Regions from separate parts of the Homo sapiens genome. Here all the other regions are linked to region 2. The links are chromatin contacts, found by Hi-C or POLR2A ChIA-PET in ENCODE. All regions are on one chromosome and are shown on one strand. The core of a region is the stretch at or near the end of the contact, and the rest is flanking DNA. Distances in the headings are between cores, read along the strand shown. Region 1 overlaps COLEC12 (collectin subfamily member 12). Region 2 holds the start of USP14 (ubiquitin specific peptidase 14). Region 3 overlaps COLEC12 (collectin subfamily member 12).

The links. Hi-C counts contacts between places; a loop is a spot of excess contacts on that map. ChIA-PET counts read pairs that join two places held with the same protein, here RNA polymerase II (POLR2A). Pooled maps may share reads with other maps.
Region 1: a loop to region 2 is called in a pooled map, with 2.2 times the contacts of the local background. The contact joins the enhancer-like site here to the promoter of USP14 in region 2. A Hi-C loop is called at or near these places in 2 of 50 pooled maps. POLR2A ChIA-PET finds 5 or more read pairs at or near these places in 2 of 52 experiments (GM10248 and GM12878).
Region 3: POLR2A ChIA-PET joins it to region 2 with 11 read pairs in WTC11. The contact joins the enhancer-like site here to the promoter of USP14 in region 2. POLR2A ChIA-PET finds 5 or more read pairs at or near these places in 3 of 52 experiments (OCI-LY7, WTC11 and activated CD4-positive, alpha-beta T cell).

The regions. Positions count from the first base shown.
Region 1 is chr18:473,924-476,623 of GRCh38, forward strand. All of the region lies in intron 2 of COLEC12 (collectin subfamily member 12), which reads right to left. Among named protein-coding and RNA genes, the nearest start is that of COLEC12, 25 kb to the right of the region's middle. Within about 2 kb of position 1,393, at least 4 of the 41 ENCODE cell types and tissues checked have a DNase peak (open chromatin) inside an H3K27ac peak, as active enhancers do.
Region 2 is chr18:157,144-159,843 of GRCh38, forward strand. USP14 (ubiquitin specific peptidase 14) reads left to right here and starts at 1,414. Exons shown (of 16, transcript NM_005151.4): 1 at 1,414-1,571. The coding sequence starts at 1,556. It overlaps LOC105371951 (a long non-coding RNA gene), which reads left to right. Exons shown (of 4, transcript XR_935081.2): 4 at 1,000-1,026. RefSeq lists silencers at 1,086-1,355, 1,626-1,805.
Region 3 is chr18:422,897-425,596 of GRCh38, forward strand. The region is part of intron 2 of COLEC12 (collectin subfamily member 12); the gene reads right to left. Among named protein-coding and RNA genes, the nearest start is that of COLEC12, 76 kb to the right of the region's middle. Within about 2 kb of position 1,340, at least 2 of the 41 ENCODE cell types and tissues checked have a DNase peak (open chromatin) inside an H3K27ac peak, as active enhancers do.

The DNA of each region.
Region 1 (2,700 bases), core at 143-2,642, 320 kb after region 2:
AGCCCTACCAGGATTCATAAGTGAATGAAAACCAGAGAGAGTGGGGAGGAGGAGTTATACTTTAAATGGTGGAAAATTCAGGGCTCCAGTGTTCAATATGACACATATTATGAAATTGTGAAATATAAGACCATATCAACAGCTGCTGATTTAGTGCAGGATCATTTATGATGACTTGCTTTTCCATTAAAAATTTTGGGATGCTGGAGTATGGCCGTGTCTGTGAGCTTCCCAGTCACAAGTAGAGCAGAAAGAACACTGAGGCCTGAAATCAGGCTTAACTCCAACATTGGCCATGCTACCAACCTTGGGAGCTTTGGCTCTCACCTGTAAACCACATATAATTCCCACCTCAAAGGGTTTCTGGGGGAATTCAATGAACTAATGGGTGGGAAATCACCTGGCACATAATAGATATCCACGAAGGAGCGTTTAATGGTTTCTTTCACACGACTTTCTCTTCACATGGTTTAAAACAGATCATAATCACATGGAATGTGGTGTTGAATCTTTTTTTTACTGATGGGCAGGAAAGACAAGGCAAGGAGGGTCTGACCTAACCAGTGAGAAGTCCTCTTGGCAGGAAGAAGGGAAACCTAGGTGCATGGTGTTGCCAAAGGAGCCTGTGGTTATCATGTATGGTGATAAAGATTATGAAATCTCCTCAGTTTATATAAAAAGCAGTGACAGCCAAGGAACTCCCTTTCTCGGCGTTTAGGAGCTCCACCTGCCTGCCTGGAAGCAGAGGATACAGGGGCCAGATAAAGAGCTACTCTGTGACTCCCCTTCCAGCTCTGTCAGCCTGAGAATCTCTTTTGCACTGAGTTCCTCACATGCCATTTTGACACCGAATTCTTATTAAATCAGAGGCCAGGGGTGGTGGCTACGCCTGTAATCCCTGCAGTTTTGGAGGCCAAGGCAGGCGGATCACCCAAGGTCAGGAGTTCAAGACCAGCCTGGCCAACAGGATAAAACCCCGTCTCTACTAAAAATACAAAAAAGTTAGCTGGGCTCGGTGGCGGCGCCTGTAGTCCCAGCTACTCAGGAGGCTGAGGCAGGAGAATCACTTGAACCCGGGAGGCGGAGGTTGCAGTGAGCCGAGATCGCGCCACTGCACTCCAGCCTGGGCGACAAGAGCTAAACTCCGTCTCAAAAATAAATAAATAAATAAATTCAGAAATACCAACTCAATTAGGATTTGTAAAACCACATAAATGAAACTCTCCCCTTAACTTGATGCAAATGGTTTTGGACATTTCAAAGAAACCCCACCAGGAGCACCGAGTTCCACTGTTCCCTTGCCCTTCACCTTCCTCCCAGTGTCAGTCCTGTGCCTCACTTAGAAATGTTTGGAAAAGGTGCCTCTGGAAGGACAGCCTCTCACTGTGCTTACTCAGTCGTTCCCCACAGGAAATGATGGAAATTCCTGGCATTCCCATCAGGGAATGGGTCAGCTTTCTGCAGGGCTGCGGTGAGAGGGATGCCTGGAGCCCTCCTTGTTGTCGGAGATAGATGGCTTCAAATCAACACCTTGTCCAAATTAGAAGATGAAGCCAGGCTTCCAGGAAGAGTCCCAGCAGAGGGGAGACAGGCAGCCTGCCCCGTAAAAGCCCAGCAACAAGAAGTAGAGGCATCCAAGTGTTTATCTTGAGCAGCTTCCCAAAGAGAGTTTGGCATCCTCTTGGTAAACTCTTCCAATCTCTTGGCATTAAAAGCAGACACTCGCCATGTGCCTCAGAAAGAACCTTCCTTTCTGGCTATACGGTTAAGCATATCCGTGCTGTGATTTTTCAGAAGCCTCAGTAGTCCTCTATGCTTTTAGACATTAGTTTCTCTAAACCTCTTGGCAAGAAACAGCTCAATAATTTAACTGGAGCCATGAATTTAAAGTTCCATGTGTTTATCTCTTTGGAGGCTGGGTTTGGAAGGAGGGAACGGTGATGGCAAGGCATGAGGCAGGGGCACTGAGAGGCAGGGCTGGGTTCCCTTCAACACAGATTTCTCAGGCTGCTTCGACATGCTCGGCACCGTGTGGGCCAAACTGTTAAAAATATACTTGCTAATCTGCAACTATTTTTTGAGGAAAGAAAGGGGAAAGTTAAAGCCTGGCTTGTTTGAAGCTATAGCTATAGAGAGACCTGTGAAGTTGTGGATAAACAAAACTATTCAAGGACATGCTTCAAAGAACACACTTACTGATCTCAGAGGAAAAGACATCTGATACCCCGTTTTGGACTGTAACCCCTAAATAATTTTTCAGCAATCCCCTTAGAACTCTCCCACTTAGTTTTTACCAAAAAAAGAAACTTGAATCTACTCCATAGAGAATGCTTCCTTTTACTTTCTTGTTACTGTTTCACAGTTTGCCATTATTCAGATCTTTTACTCTCATAGCTATTAATAATTCCTATGCCTGAGCCCCAAAGAAGCAATTCTGTCAAAGCTTTGTTTGTCAAATACAAACAACAAATGTTCCCAGCTGCCCACAGTTGCTCACTGGAAACCCTTAACTCCACCCGTGATTTTCACAGGCTGAACCATGTATCTCTTGCTTCTCCATCATCCTAACTTTGGACGTCTATTATCATACCGGATCAGATTCCAAAAATAACAGAAGAGAACCCATTGCGACCAATCAATGAAACAAAGTCAGTCTAGCGCCCCCGCCCCAGTGCAGAAAGGGAGAATGCAGGCTCCAGA
Region 2 (2,700 bases), core at 164-2,663:
GCAGAGGGCTTGCCTTAATGTTGATGGCTGCTGACTGATCAGAGCGGTGGATGCTAAAGTTTGGGGTAGCTGTGGCAATTTCTTAAAATAAGACAATAATGAAATCTGCCACGTCGATTGACTCTTCCTTTCATGAAAGTTTTCCCTGTGACATGCAGTGCTGTTCAGCATTTTACCCACAGAAGAACTTTCAAATTTGAATTTCTTTCAAAATTAGAGTCAATCCTGTCAAATTCTGCTGCTGTTTTATCAACAGTTCCATAGTTTATGATATTCTAAATCCTTTGTTGTCATTCAACAGTGTTCACAGCGTCTTCACCAGGAGTAGTTTCCATCTCAAGAAACCACTTTCTTTGCTTATCCATAAGAAGCGACTCCTTGCCCATTAAAGCTTTGTCTTGAGATTGCAGCAATTCAGTCACATCTGTGGGCTCCACTTCTAATTCTAGTTCTCTTGCTATTGCCACCACACCTGCAGTTGTGTCCTGAACTCAAGCCTTGAACCCTTGTGGGAAAAGACTTGTTGCCAGAGCAGTCAGAATACACAAAACATTGGAGTTAGCTGTTTTACACGGGGGTGGTTAGTGGCACCCCAAAACAACTAAAATAGTAATCATAGATCACTGGAACAGATATAATAGTATTTAAAAAGTTCAAAATATTGTGAGAATTACCAAAATGTGACACAGAGACACGAAGTGAGCACATGCTGTTAGAAAAACAGAACTGATGGACTTACTAACCCAGGGTTGCCACAAACCTTCAATTTATATATATATATATATAAATATATATAAATATATAAATATATATAAATATATAAAAATATATAAATATATAAAAATATATAAATATATATATATAGAACGCAATAAAATGAGGTGTGGGTGAAAAGAAAACTGAGGTTTGCAGACATCATACAGCTAGCTAGTAACAGCTGGGTTTCAAAACACCTCTGACTTTACAACCACTAATTTTATTTATTTTATTTTGAGGCAGGGTCTCGCTCTGTCGCCCAGGCTGGAGTGCGGTGGCACGATCACAGCTCACTGCAGCCTCGACCTCCTGGGCTCAAGCGATTCTCCCGCCTCAGCCTCAGACAGCAGGTGGGATACCAAGTTCCCACTTCATCTGCCGCAGGGCTGGGCCGCGCCAGGACCACGTGGCCAGTGCGCGCAGGGCGATGGGCGGCAGTGCGCAGGCGCGCACCTGCTGCGGTGGATGGGGCCCCGCGCCCGTCCCTCACTTGCTCCCTCCTTCCTTCCCGCCACCCCTCCACCGCCTTCCCCCTCCTCCCTCCTCTCGCCACCTCTAGGCCCCGCCCCGGTCCTGCCGCCCAGTCTCCTCGCTGCAGTCGCTCCGGAGCTGCACGGGTGTTTTGCGTGTTGCTGCGTCATCGCCAGTGGCCGGTTTGAATGAGACTCGTCGCACCGAAGCCGCCGCCACCACCGCGCCTCCGCCTCGGCCGCCGCCGCAGCTGCTCCTGGTCCCCGTCCCTTTGCCGCCCTCGTCAGGCCCAGCTCTCCTGCGCCGCCGCCTCCCGCCGCGCCCCGCCATGCCGCTCTACTCCGGTGAGCCCTGTCCTGGCCTCGCGCGCAGCACACCGGACCGGCGCTAGGCCTCCGCGTAGGCCTGGCCTGCACGGGCGGGCACCCGGCATGGACTGGGAGGGGCCGGGGTGGGGTGCGCGGGGCCGGCGGCGCGGAGATGACCCAGGCACCGTCCCCTCTCCCGGCTGGGTCGGAGCCCTGCGTGGCAGGGGAGCGCCGTCCCCCTGAGCCACCGATGGGTGGGGGGAGTGGAGATGGGGAAGCCTCTCAAAGTCGTGACTCTGCAGAATAGTTTCTGACGCTGCCCTGGTGTGCGGTGAAAGTGAGGGTGTGTCCTGGGGCGCTGGGCCAGGCTGGAGGTGCAGGGAGATTCCTTTGGGCTTCTCAGTGGTCGCCGTGGAAGGGAGCGGGGAAGAAGGGGAGGGATGGAGCGACCCTTCTTGGGGTTGCCAAGCGGCGTTCGCCGCCCTTCGTCGTCCTTCGCCCTTCTCTTGCCCCTTGCCTTTGTTCGACCGCCCCTTTGGTACCAGTTTTAGTTTTGTCCCGAGGCAGATTGTAAACCTTTTTGCTTCGTTTTCGTTTCATCAAACGTTGCATTGGATTTCTGTATCCGAAACGTGGTGTGAGCTTTCAGAAGTAGATGAATACACATATCCCCGGGGTGTCATTTCTTGATTGGCGTTTGACAGGGGCTTGTATTGTTTGCTTGCTGACAGTCCAGGGTACTGGCCAGGGATCACTTTTACTTAGGGAATGGACCTTGCTGCTCCCTAGCCTTATTCAAAATGGCACCTAAAATATGTGTGGTGTCTCCAATTGGCTGTAGGTGTGTGATTCGTTGACCATCCCTGTTTATTCTGTTACAGTTCCTTTATTGAAGATTCAGCATTTACAAAGCATGATACGAATCAAGAGTATTGTTTGATCTCAAGGTGGATTCTTGATGGTCTAGAATCTTGAATCGAATTCTTAATGATTGCCCAACCCCTTTCTAAAGCCATAACAACAGTAGAATGGCTCTTGAAATATTCTAATACTTAAACACACCAGTAGATTCACACACATAAAACAAAACCCCTCTGTTTCCTCAAAATGCCAGCGCTGACCAGAGTTTCTTTTTTAAAATTTGAGCTTTATCTTAAATATTTAA
Region 3 (2,700 bases), core at 90-2,589, 270 kb after region 2:
ATAAGACACAACTGGACCCACAGCCAGCCAGCCCAAGAAGCTTTCTCTGTAAATACGTTTCCCACTCATTTGTTCAAAACAATATTTACTGGAGCTGGGTACAGTGGCTTACGCCTGTAATCCTAATACGTTGGGAGGCCAAGGTTGGAGGATCGTTTGAGGTCAAGAGTTCAAGATTGGCCTGGACAACATAGTGAGACCCCATCTCTAAAAAAACAAAAAAATTAGCTGGGTGTGATGTTGATGCCTGTAATCCTAGCTCCTTGGGAAGATGAGGTGGGAGGACTGCTTGAGCCCAGGAAGTCAAGGCTGCAGTGAGCCATGATCATGCCACTGCACTCCAGCCTGGACAAGAGAGTGAGATCCTATCTCAAAACAAAACAAAATAAAACCATTATTTATTGGCCTAGAACATGTGCAGGACATCGTGTTAACTAGGAATACAAAAATGAAGATGTGACATTTCCCTCAAGTCTAGAATACACAGGATTAAAATTAAAATATGTATTATTTTCTTCCAAATAAAATTCTTCTTCTTCTTTTTTTTAACAAAATAGCCTCAAAAATCCTTTTGGTTATAAATCATTTTTTTCTTCTTCACAGTGCATAAACTATCAGGTGCCATGATGATAGTTGTTCAAATACTAGCCTTCCCAGTATCAGTGAATGCCTTCCTAGAAAAATCTTAAGAAATTACTCTTTCTAGCAGAAATTTCAGGTAACTTGAGAAACCAGTAAATGAGATTTTAAGGGAAACAGACTGAACTTTCAGTAGCTTTCCTATCATACTGACCACACACGCCCAGGGCTGGTCTGATAGTAAGAACGACTTCTGGTTTTGTTTTTTGTTTGTTTTTTTTTGTTTTGTTTTTTTTTCCCAGTCTTTTACAATTAAGGTTAACTCAGTCAGAATGTGCTGATATGGTTCCTGGTTCAGAGGAGGTGTAAGAAGTGCTTGGAGACCAGTCTCTCCTTCCCAAAAGAGAATTATGCAGGTTGAGAGAGCTGAAGGGCTCATCTGATGTCAAGCTTTAATGCCATCTCTCTCATCTCTCTCATCCTAGAAGACAGTCTCTTGCTCCTTCCAAATGGGAGGGAAAAGGGAGGTGCTACAGATGAGCATTCATAGCTGCCACTAAACCGAGTTTCCAGAACAGCATCTTTTAGAGAGAGAAAACAATTATAGAACCAACATCCCTGATCATTTTTCTATGTGGAATGAAAGCCCTGTTATAAATTACACCAAAGACTTAAATCATGGCATGACCTAGGAGTGACCCTTCCGCCTTACATCAGTGCAGCCAGCCTGGTGACTCCCCCAACCTCCATCACCATGGATCCTGCATTACAGAAGGAATGAAGATCGTAGTGGGACTTACGTAAGCTGCGAGCCCGTCGCCATCCAGCCCTCTGCTCACATTAACACTAAGCAGTATATAATTTAGAAAGGGGGAAATGCTATCATAGCTTTTGCCCCCACATTGCTATGAAATTCCAGACTTTTATGTGCAGGAAGCTCCATGTTGATCTTGGCGTCCCCATGGGTTAAAAATCTTGTTTAAATGGTGCAGCCTTAGAATAGCCTTTGAGGTTTTTCCTATGTTGTTTTATAAGAGGCTTCTGCCTGATTATTTACAGATGCTGTCTCTGAGAAAGCTGAAAATAGTCTCACTATGAACACTGAAATTCAGTGTCCTTTACTATTTTCTGGTGAATAGCTCACCAGAGCTCAAGCCCAAAGGTTGGCTTACCAAACTGGCTTTTCAAGAGGACTTCTGATGTTGTCATCTCAGGCACTGAGGTTTCTGCTGACCTGGCCTCAGCTGGTCAATAAGTCACTCGTCAATGTACTGGCTCAACAAGTATGTTGGACCTACTCTGTGTCAGGCCTGCATCAGGATGTGGGGACACAGAGGCAGAAACCAAGGCTCTGCCTTGGAGAGCTCAGTCTAAGGAGAAGCAGTAAGTCTGCCGACAACCAGGAGGTAGAGGAGTGAATGCCATGTCACAGCTGAGCAGGGTGTGCTGGGTCACCTCATGGGTGTGGGGGAGAGGAGGCGAGCCGGGCGGCCTTCCCTTACTCACAATAAGCAAGGCAGGACAATAGAGGTGTGGTTTCCTGTACTTGGTTTTTTTCCTTCTTCAAATCCAAATCAGGCTATTGCCTCTAGGGAGGCATGATCTGTAACCTCTCAGACTGGGAGAGATCTGTTCTTATTCTTCAAAATCTCCAGAGAAGAACTTAGTGCAACCTTCTTAATTGTGTCTATGGTATTCACCAACGTATGCAGAAAGCTCTTCAGTCTCCATAACTCAAACCCGTGAGTTGCAGTTGAAGTTACTTTCTCTTGCACCAGCCTTGTTGGAGAGCCGGCCTACTGGAAGCATCTTCCTACACACGGGGTCATGCCCCCGACCCTTGCTCTTTTCCAGGCTGGGCAGCTGCCCCTCCCACCCAGGGCTCATTCTTCATCTCCTTTCCATGATTTCAGTGTCACATCCTAGACTCACTCCAAACCCTCCTATCCCTTCTCAATTACCAAATGCAGACTAGACCAGGAGGGGAGTGTGCTGGGCCAGAGCTTTTCCTTCCCAATTCCTGCAAATTCCTGAGAGTCCCCCCAGGCTGATGAAATGAGTCTCTTTGTACATGATCACCAGGAGAGACTCTGGGATGACAGCGCTGGGGGAAGAGGTGGG